2 separate regions of the Mus musculus genome follow, and region 2 is linked to region 1. A link is a loop called in an ENCODE intact Hi-C map of the cell type or tissue named here. Cell type or tissue: gastrocnemius. All regions are shown on one strand. Each heading gives the region's core, and the rest is flanking DNA. Links, peaks and the distances in the headings are about the cores only. Region 1 has its middle 8.5 kb from the start of G0s2. Region 2 holds the start of Gm39747 (a long non-coding RNA gene).

What was found. A loop is a pair of places that touch in the nucleus more often than their neighbours do. Peaks named below come from ENCODE experiments on the same cell type or tissue, not always from the same donor. Only the 100,000 strongest peaks of a DNase experiment are listed, where the experiment ranks them.
Region 2: a loop joins it to region 1, with 5 times the contacts of the local background. A loop is called at or near these places in 1 of 42 quality-filtered maps.

What each region holds. Positions count from the first base shown.
Region 1 is chr1:193,262,040-193,267,422 of GRCm38, reverse strand. It overlaps a transcript of Hsd11b1 not described here. Among named protein-coding and RNA genes, the nearest start is that of G0s2, 8.5 kb to the left of the region's middle. In gastrocnemius, for the core only: no CTCF peak of the experiment used is centred there; DNase peaks (open chromatin) are centred at 3,188, 3,715, 3,981 and 4,922; H3K27ac peaks cover 1,898 bases.
Region 2 is chr1:193,045,294-193,050,676 of GRCm38, reverse strand. The region is part of intron 3 of Gm31406 (a long non-coding RNA gene); the gene reads left to right. Gm39747 (a long non-coding RNA gene) reads right to left here and starts at 1,662. Exons shown (of 3, transcript XR_865901.3): 1 at 1,311-1,662. In gastrocnemius, for the core only: no CTCF peak of the experiment used is centred there; no DNase peak of the experiment used is centred there.

The sequences.
Region 1 (5,383 bases), core at 214-5,213:
TCCATCTTCCTTCCACCTCCTCTCCTGTCTCTTCCTCTTCTCCCCTCCTTCTTCTCTCTCCCCATCTCTAACACATTCAGCCCCACCTTTCCCTTCCACTGCCTGATATGTAAGAGTGTTTGATAGGAATGGGTGGAGATAAGGACTAATAAATAACCAATCTGATCCAAATTGATCCTCAAGGACGTGGTCTATCTTCACTGGTGGCCAACACAGGGAGGGATGGATTGCTGGTCACGCTGAGCTATGGGAAGCTGCTTCATCCTCGTGTGGAAGGCTGTGCTCATCTGTATTCCAAGGTACTAAATCAGGGTCTTTTCCTACATTTTGCTCAGAAATGGAAGCCAAGACACCAACACTACTCACAGGCACATGCTCTGTCTGTGCCTCTCGAGCCAGGTTCTGTCTTCTACATAGAGATCTTGCCTCCTGTGGAAATTTTGCATCTATCTGATTCTTGCCCTCATTTTGGTAAAGGAAAAATTTTGAAACAGAGTATCAATGGCCATCCTATAGCATGGTGGTTCTCAACCTACAGTTTCTGACCCCTTTGGGGGTTGCATATCAGATATTTACATTATGATTCATAACAGTAGCAAAATTATAGTTGTGAAGTAGCAATGAAGCAGTTTTATGGCTGAGGTCACTACAACATGAGGAACTGTATGAAAGGGTCACAGCATTAAGAAGATTGAGAGCCAATGCTATAGAACTTTTGATGTACTAAAAATCAATAAATTATTATACATTTAAAAAGAACTGAATCATGGTGATTTGGAAGTGGAAGCAGGTGGCTCAAGAGTTCAAGGTCAGTATCTATAACTTGGTGAGTCTATGGCTAGCCTGAGCTACATGGGACCTCATCTCAAAGAAAAAAAGAATGAATGAAAAAAAAAGAGAGAGAGCGTAGAAAAAGAAGTGGAACTTCAGAATTGTTAGGAGAGTGAAACCTCAGAGTCAATAGTTAGCCCCTTTTCCTTGTTTAAAGACACCGTTTTGCTATGTAACCTCCAGACTCTGCCTGCACTCCTCCTCCCTGTGCACTGGAATTATGGGTGTGCAACTGTGCCTGGCTAACAGTTTAGTTAGCCTGAGGAAAAGTGAGCACACACTTCTGACTTGAGGATGTGTGTTGCAGTAAATCTCTACCCCCAATAAGCCTGTGCAAAGAATACACAACTCAGTTACAATATTTATAAGCTGCATGCCTAGACTGGACAGACTTACTGCTGTGCTACTCTATTCCCCAGCTATGAGATCCCTTGCTGCTTGCAGCTTCTCTGGGCCACGTGGTTCTGTCCATCTTACTTCCACCTCCTCTCCTGTCTCTTCCTCTTCTCCCCTCCTTCCTCTCTTCCCCATCTCTAACACCTTCAGCCCCACATTCCCCTCCCACTACCTAATCACAGGTTCTAGTCTTTGTTTGGCCAGTTTAAATGGGGAGAAGGTTCACATGAAGTACCTGAGTAGCAGAATTAACATGAAAATACAAACAGCACCAGGCAATCCACAACTGAGGTGATTTTTTTTTTCACAGAAGCCCACCCTCCTTTTGTGTTTCTGTCTCTCATGTGGCTTTACCTGACCTTCCATGCAAGTCACCCATTTCTTCAGAGAGTTCCCCAGAAATGAGCAACCATGATTAGTAAACCAGAAAGCAGCCCTAAAGAAATTAGGAACAGTTACATAAAAATAAAAATAGGCCTTATGAAACTTTCCAAAACTATACTGGAGTAGAACCAACAACTAAATTAAAGGAGGGCTTGTCTGCCTCACACAACCCATGTTCTCTTAATTGGCTCAAACATTAATAAGAGAATTTAATAAAAGATACTCAGATGGAAAGTATCCAATACCTGTTTAGGAGTTTTCAGAGTGCTTTAGACAGACAGGAAGGTAGAACTCAATAGAATGCAGAATTCTCTGGAGAAAGTAAATGGCAAAGTTTCCATCCTCTCAGTGAAGTCAGGACCCCACACAGCTCAGCATCCAGTGTGTGCTGCCATGCTGACAAGCTCCATGCTCATTGTGTGACTATACAAACTCACCTCCCAGAAAAGAACTGATCCTAACATGGCTTAATGCTGGAACCAAGCAGATGCTATTCAAATATCTGCTGAATATGTGAATAAATTAATAGAAAGAAAATGAACATGTGTGTGCGCATGTGTGTGTGCATGTGTGTGCATAATATGTGTGTTTCTGTGTGTGTGCATATGTGTGTCTGTGTGTGTGCATGTATATATGTGTGTGTTTCTGTGTGTGTACATGTGTATATGTGTGTGTTTCTGTGTGTGTGCATGTGTATATGTGTGTGTGCATGTGTGTGTCTGTGTGTGTGCATGTATATGTGCGTGTACATGTATATATGTGTGTGTGCATGTATGTATCTGTATGTGTGCATATATATGTGTGTGTATGTTTCTGTATGTGTACATGTGTATGCGCACATTATGTATTGATGTGTGTACATGTATATATGTGTGCCTATATATGTGTGTCTGCATGATGTGTGCATGTGTGTATGTGCATGTATGTATATCTGTACATGTGTGTCTGCATGTGTGTGCATGTGTGTATGTCTGTGCATGCATTATGTGGTTGTGTGTGTGCATTTATATATGTGTGTCTGTATATGTGTGTCTGCATGAGTGTGTGTGAGTCTGCATGTGTATGCATGTGTGTGTGTGTGTGTGTGTGTGTGTGTGTATACTGTCTTTCATCCTCTACTCCAGACCTGGGATGAACTGGATTGGGGTTATTTGTCTCTGAAAATGGAACCCCTGCTCTTCTGGGTCTCCCTCTTTATCCACTCTATTTGCTAGCTGCTGTGGTCATCTTGATTATTTTAAACACACCTAAAGTGTGGGTAGGCACACAGGCCTACAGAAAGTATCAGGTTATTAGAGTCTCTCCTTGTGGGGAAGAAAAATCTGTCCAAATATGGTTCTTGTTTCAGTAACTTCCTCTGAGGCAAAGCCAAGACTAAAGAGAGCACCTGCTTGGGTGGAACATGGCTTGTCTGCTCGGTCTGTTTCCACTGAGTGTAGAGCTAACAATAGTAATGGGAAAGTTTCCAGGGCAACCAGGACCACTTTAAACATCTCCACACCAGACTGCCGCGGGGTCCCCCTGTCCTTTGGGGAGCCCAATGGTTATGGCTGGATTGGCTACCCCTGGCAGGCGTCTCCCTGCTGCAGGCTGGGTCCTCAGAAAAGGCATCTTCCTAGTCCTAGGTTTCACATACATTGTATCAGGTGGCAGACCAGCTGGTTTCAGTCTTGAATCAGGTCTTTTGGCTCCTCCCAGAAACCAACCAACTTGTGAGCAGGAAATCCTGCCCCTCCCCAAAGAGTGAGAAACCACAGAGGAAAAGAGATGAGACAGAAGGATAGAGAGGAGGAGAGAGAGAGAAGAGAAGCAACCAGAGATAGGCAGCCAATAAAAAGGAGCCGCACTTATCTGAAGCCTCAAGGTAAGACTTTATGAAATTGTATGTTGTATGTGACACTATCACCACTCAGGACTATACACTATACACAGTAGGGCTAACAGGTCTGAAAAGAAACCAACTTCTATGTCAATTTCAATTGCTGGTCAAAAAAAAAAAAAGCTGTAAAAATAAAAAATGCTGAGGGAGTTCTGGGCTGCGGGAGGGATGACATAAAAGGCAGATGGAACAAGGGTCTGGTGCTGGCACCAAGAGCAGCCGATCATTTGGCAGTAGACCGTTAGTTGGAATAAAAAGTTGCTAAGGCTGTGGGAAGTCACAGCATTCTCAAGTTCTTCTGGAGGCACACAAAGCTAGCAGGGCATACGCGGTTCTGAACTGATGACAGACATAATAATCACTAAACTCCATCTTCTCTGAAGACTTGTTGAAAGGGCTGTGGGCATCCCATTGCAGCCAGTCAGCCAGGCCTCCATGCCAGTGGTCTGAGATAAGAGCTATGTGAAGTGGGGTTCCATGGTCCCTGGAGGTTGGAGTCTCTCAAAGCTCTCTCTGTGCTACCATTTCTCCTTAAATTCCAGCCCAGCATCTGCTCAGGACACTGACCTGAGGTTTCAAGCAGCCTGCTCAGAGGGCAACCCAAGGTACTCCTTTCACATCAGGGAGTTAGAGAAACCTTAGCACGAAAAGGAAATGCCATTCTCAACTCACAGTTGCCCAGACTCACCGGCTATCACTTGCCAGCCAGTGCAAAGGGCTTCAGTTACTGCTCTAATAACTTGAGGGTGGAGGTTCAAAATAGCTAAGTGCTTCAGAAAACATCTAGACAGGGCAACATTGTTTCACAGCGGTTGGCTTTTTAAAAGGGCTTTTCTCTCAACAAGAATGTAACAGAATCTGATGCACTTTATAACTAGTGTGTGTGTGTGTGTGTGTGTGTGTGTGTGTGTGTGTGTGTGTGTGGTGTATTGTGTGTGTGTGTATGCTTATGTTGTGTGTGGTGTGAATAGTATATGATGTATGTGTTCTATATTAGTCTATGTGATGGGGGGTAGGTACATTGAATTTTGGTATGTGTGCAGTATATAGCATATATATATGGGGGGGTTTCTGTCTTCAGTGACATATTTCTCTATGAGATATGTGACCCAAAGCTATAAACATTGTGGGAGAGGTAAGGAGAGATGGAGCAATCTCTCTTCTGCTTGCTTGTCGAGAATTTAAAGGAATCGCCTTTCTCTCTTTAGCATGATGTAAAAACAAAATGAAATCAAATCTTGCCTCTTCTTTCCTGCTCATTTTGGTACAGCTAAAGCTGCCTGAATCCAATTTCTGCTTGGGAACAAACCATAAAGGTAATCTAATTTAATTAGTCCCATTTGCCAAGTGAGGCAATGGGAGCCAAGACAGGGAAGTGCCTTACTGAAGGCCACGTCTGTGCCTGTAGCAGAGGGGTGACTGGACCCCAATTTCCTTACTGAGGATCAAAATCACCCAGACTTCACAGGAAGAGACTGGGTGTCCCCAGAGCTCATGGACACTGCATCTGCTGGTGGGGTAAGAGAGTCAGCTACAACGTGTAAATAATTCTTGGCTGGCAGGAATAGGAGAACAATAGTTCACCAATGTGAGCTTTTCCAGGGCCTGTTTCATAACTGTTTGGACACTAGAGGATACGGACAGGAAGTGGCTTGTCATGTGGGAATGCGAACAGTCCCATTCTTGTCATTGAACCGGCATTTCATGCGTGTCTCCTCTCTCTGCAATCTTCAAATTGCTCATTTTATAATATTTTGAGTTGGCTCAGCTTTGCAGAGAAAACAAGATGTTGTTATTTCTGGATCTAGTGTTGGTAGGCCCTGGGTCACATGCTGCACTACTGTGAACAGTGATAACCAAGTGGCTTCTCCATTTCTCCCTTGCTCTGGCTGC
Region 2 (5,383 bases), core at 311-5,310, 220 kb after region 1:
AACTCAGTAAAACTTTGGGGAAAGTCTCCATGTGACAATTATCACCACAAAACTTTGGCATGACTGCATCAAAACTCTTTTGCAAAGTACATCTCTTTAGGAAAGCACCTGTGACCTTTTCTATAAGAATGAGTCCTACTGACTGAGACAGTGCTCAAGATACAGGCCTACGAAGGAAAGGTTTGTAATACAAAGGTTTGTAAGAATGGGTTCTATTGACTGAGAGACAATGTTCAGAATTCTGGGGGATTTAATGAGGGGTGTCTTTACAGAATAGAAAAGATTAGCAGGTATTAACAATTCCATTCACAGCCTTCTGGATGGAAAATGGGTACTGCATTCCTTCTACTGAAGAGAAGAGTCTATGAGTTTAACAATTTTGATTTCTCTAGTGCTGTCTATAAGATGTGGTTTCTACAAAACTTTGTCTCAATAAACCAAAACAACAATAACACTACAAAAATAAAGTTCCATAAACCAACCATACAAACATAACACATTGTCTTGGGGTTACTATTAGTATGAAGAGATACTATGACCCAAGCAACTCCATGAGAAAATGGTTTATCTGGTTTACCCTATTATATCACTGTCCATCACTGAAGGAAGTCAGAACAGGAACTGTAACAGAGCAGGAACCTGGAGGCAGGAACTGATGCAGAAGCCATGGAGGGGTGCTGCTTACTGGCTTGTTCCTCATGGCTTGCTTAACCTGCTAATCTTTTTTTATTTTTGTATTCTTCTTATAGAACCCGGGACTGTCAGTCAAGAGATGGCCCCACATCAAGAAGTCTTCCTCCATCAATTACCAATTAAGAAAATGCCCTATAGGCTTGCCTACAAATAGATCTTATGGAGGCATTTTCAAAATTGAGGTTCCTTCCTCTCAGGGTTGTGCCATATTGGCATAAAACCACACCTGACCCCCTTGTCAACTTGACACACAACACATCACATCACTTTTACTCCACAATCTTTTCTTTCTTGTTCATCCCTAAGATCACACATTAATATTTACCTCACAATATAAAATATTTTCAAACTTAAAAAGCCCCACATGTCTCACAAATTGAAACACTTTAAAATTCTGTCTCTTTTAAAATCTCAACTCTCATCTGTGGGCTCCTATAAAATCGAAAGTCTATTAAATCCTTTCTTATTTCAAGAGAAAAGAACCTGAGCACAGTCAAAATTAAAGCAAAGCAGAACCAAACTCCAACTTTGTAAACAACCCAATGTCCAATGTCCAAGATCAACTAATAATCTCTGCACTCAGAAGTAAAGGGCTCAGGTCACTTCTAAGCTCTGACCTCTTCAGCACATACAGCTTGTCTTCTATGCTCTGGTTAGCTCCACTCCGCCATTTCTGTGGTTGGTGGTCATACCATGATATTGACATCATCAAAATTCTGCTGTGTCTTGCTTTAACTGGGTTGTACTCTCACCAATAGTTTCCCCTGGGCTCTCTTCAGGGACTCCAGCCCTGCCACACAAGGCCAAGCCTCAGCTGCTCTTCAGGACCCCTTTATGACGTCAAAACCATTACTACCAGGGCGACTCTTACACTACCACCTTTGGTTGCTAACAGGAAGTACAGCCTTGGCCACTTCGGGAACACAGCTTCTGTGTGTTGACTCAGAAGAAACACTTCCCAGAAAACTTCTCCTCAGTAATGCTGGTCTCTTCTTAATCACAGTTGATTCTTCAGTGCCAGCTGACCAGCATCCATTGACCCCCCAGAGCAAAGGTTTTACTTAGTGGTTCTTGTCTCTTGTTAACAACAACTGAATCTTCCGTTCTAGCTGACCAGACACCACAGACTTTTCCTACAAATGGCCCAATAAGGTCTTTGTTTCCCTTTGCAGTTTCACAAGCCAAGCCTCCATTGTCTGCACTGCTCTCAACATTCTTATCTCCAAGCTCCTACAGAACATCTTATTGAGCTTGCAACACTCAATGACTTTACCAGCTTAATGTTCCAAAGTCCTTCCACAATCTTCTTCAAACCATATGGTCAGGTCTGTCACAGCAACCCCCACTCCTGATACCAATTTCTGTCTTAGTTACTCAGTGTTGGGAAGGGACACCATCACCAAGGCAACTCTCTCAAAAGAAAGCATTTATTTGGGGGCTTACTTAAATTTTCAGTGTTAGCCCATAATCTCCATGGCAGGAAGCATGGCAATGGGCAGATAAGTAGAGGGCTGAGGGGTTTAGCTTTTGATCCTCGGGCAGAGAAGAGAGAGGGAGAGGGAGAGGGAGAGGGAGAGGGAGAGGGGAGACTGAACCTGGCTGGCATGGGGTTTTGAAACCTTAAAGCCCACTGCCCAGTGACATACTTCCTCCAACAAGGCCACACGTAATTCAACAAAGCCATGCCTCCTAATCTTTCCTAAACAATTCTACCAATTGAAAACCCAGCATTGAACTATGTGAGCCTGCACGGACCATTCTCATCCAAGCTATTCCACACACCTTTCATTTCCCCAAACATGTTTGTCCTTTAGTAACTTGTACCCTGTACCCTAATCCTGCTTATTCCTTCCCCTAAGGTGACCACAGATGACTCCCTTTCACCATGGATTCTGTGGTTTGTATATTAGCTCATCTTAAGTGGAATTATGGAGTTCCTTGTTTTCCTGCCTGTCTTGTTTCTCTTAGCACAGTTTTCCTGAGGCGCATCATGCTGGTTGGACCAGAAGTCCCTCTGTCCAATGCTTCCACTGCGTTCCCTTGTTTCTTAGCCAGTCACTCGGTGGGCACGTGGATTGCTTGCCATTCAGGACAATATCTAAAGCAGCTCTGAATACTTCCCTACAAGTCTCTGCATGGGCATATGCTTTCTTCTTGGCAAAATGTCTAGACAAAGAATGACAAGATTATATGGTAGGTGGAGTGTTTAACTTTTTATAAAACTGCCAAACTGTTTCCCAGAATGTTGGCACCACTTCTATCCCTTCTAAGGACTGATTTGTTTCAACATCATATTTTAAATTTCAATAAACCTTATTCTTGGATTTCTCTTTTCTTTCAATGAGATACAGGCTATCCATAGGCACTGTACTTACCCTACACACATGCACACACACACACACACACACACACACACTACATACACACATACACACACACATACACTACATACACACATACACACACACACACACACACACACTACATACACACACATACACATTAAAATGTATTTTTCAAGGATTTAGTAGGCAGACCATGGTAAAAGTAGCAGGCAATATAATAGTTGTACCAGTTGCTTTGTTTATCACTTTTCTATTAAAAGCTAAACCATATATGCACACATGTAATTTTTTGAGAAAATGAATTACTTGAGTAATCACTAACAAATGGCTTTTATTATTTTTTTCAAAATAGTGTGCTTGTGTGTGCATGTGTGTGTGCATGCATGCATGTGTGTGTTTGCATGTGTGTGTGCGTGTGCCTGTGCTCCTGTGTATGGATGCAATAGTACATATGCCAGAGTGTATATTGAGATTATAGGACAACCTCTGGTATCAATCTTGACCTTCACTTTTTCTGAGACAGATTCTCTTGTTTTTAGCCTCTGCATATGCCAGGCTACCCCATATCAAATGTCCAGGGAGTCCCCCATCTGCACTCCCTGTCACTGACATTATAGACAGGTGCTACTGTACCTGTTTTGTAGGCTCTGAAGATTTGAACTCACACTCATTCTACTCCTGAAGTGCCCCTAGCCCCCAAGTGCCATTTTTAAAATAAGATTTTGCAGTGTTTCCTAAATTTAACGAGGATTTTCATGAGGTGAAAACTTACCACAGCTATTGAAAATAAACTTTGCTGAAGAGGCTCACAATTCAATTCCACTTAGCATGTAACTTAAGATTCTGAAATCGCACAACTATGTTTTCATTTCCATATTACTGTGACGAAAATGCTTGACACATACAGCTTGAAAGAAGGGAGGTTTGTTTTGTTTCTAAGAGGTCAGTACATGGATAACTGGCCCCATGCACTTGAACAGGGCACCGTGGCTGTTGGAATGTGTGGTAGAGAAGAGCTATATGGCCAACTAGGAAGGAGTGGGAGGGAGAGAGGGAAGGGAGGGAAGGGGGAGAAAGAGAGGTGGGTAGGGTATACAACTTTAGGGGTCATTTTCTTACTTTCTCCAGCTTGTTTCCTCTCTCTCGGGTTTCCAGGACAACCCCTCCCCCATCAAAGTACCCCTGTCTGGGTACCCAACATTCAAATCCCGACCTTATAGGGGAGATTACATATATTCAGAACATAAAGCAGTGTAAATTGCTACTCTGTGATTGTTGTAACCTAGGTTTCTGAGTTCTTAAGAGATACTCTGCAAACCTGTAATAGGTTGTCTTCCCCAGAAATGAAAGGCATTGACTTATATATTAGGAGAGCAAAGTGTGGTATAGAAAGCACACTCCAGGGCAGGACCCAGGCCCAGGATAGCAACTTGCCAACACAAAATGAGCTCCATGGTTTTGTTTGTTTGTGTTCCCTTTTTTGCCTATTTTGGTCTTCTTCTTCTTCTTCTTCTTCTTCTTCTTCTTCTTCTTCTTCTTCTTCTTCTTCTTCTTCTTCTTCTTCTTCTTCTTCTTTTTCTTTTGTTTTGATTTTCTTTCTTTCTTCCTTTTTTCCTCTTTCTTTCTTTCTTTCTTTCTTTCTTTCTTTCTTTCTTTCTTTCTTTCTTCCTTCCTTCCTCTCTCTCTCTCTCTCTCTCTCTCTCTTTCTTTCTTTCTTTCTTTCTTTCTTTTGAGAGACACAGAACAAGGACATGACATTGGGTAAGTAGGGAAGCAGAGAGGATATGGGAAGAGTTGGAGAAGAGTGATTATGGTAAAAAAAATATTGTATAAAAAAGTACTTAAATAAATAAAAATACAGAGTATTATACCGTGCTTTTAATCTATAGCAAAAACTAAATATGTAAGCAAAGAGAAATTCTATGCTAGGAAAAATTATTGGGAAGACATGGAGAAGTATTGCTATATTAAAAGTTATTTTTCCTGAAGGGGAAACCTAAGGGTTCTTTGGAAAGTCGGTTGGATGGTGTTTTGCTGGGGCGAACGTGTGAAGGAATATTTAGCTGAAGCAGACACAGGTCGAAAGGATGTTCTTTTAAAGCAAGCATGTGAAAGGACATGTGATGAAGGATTTTTTGCTAACAACACACATGCATTGGTCCCCCTTACACTGTGTAGTTAAGCTGCATTTGTCAGGACTCTACAGAGAAACAAGCACCATAAAACTTCTGGTGGTATGCTACAGTTTCTTTCTGTTTCCTGGGACTTGGGCTGATGGGCAGAGTGATGTTAGCTGAGACCCATGCTGAACAAGAAGACACTTGCTGAGGCACGGCACATAAAGG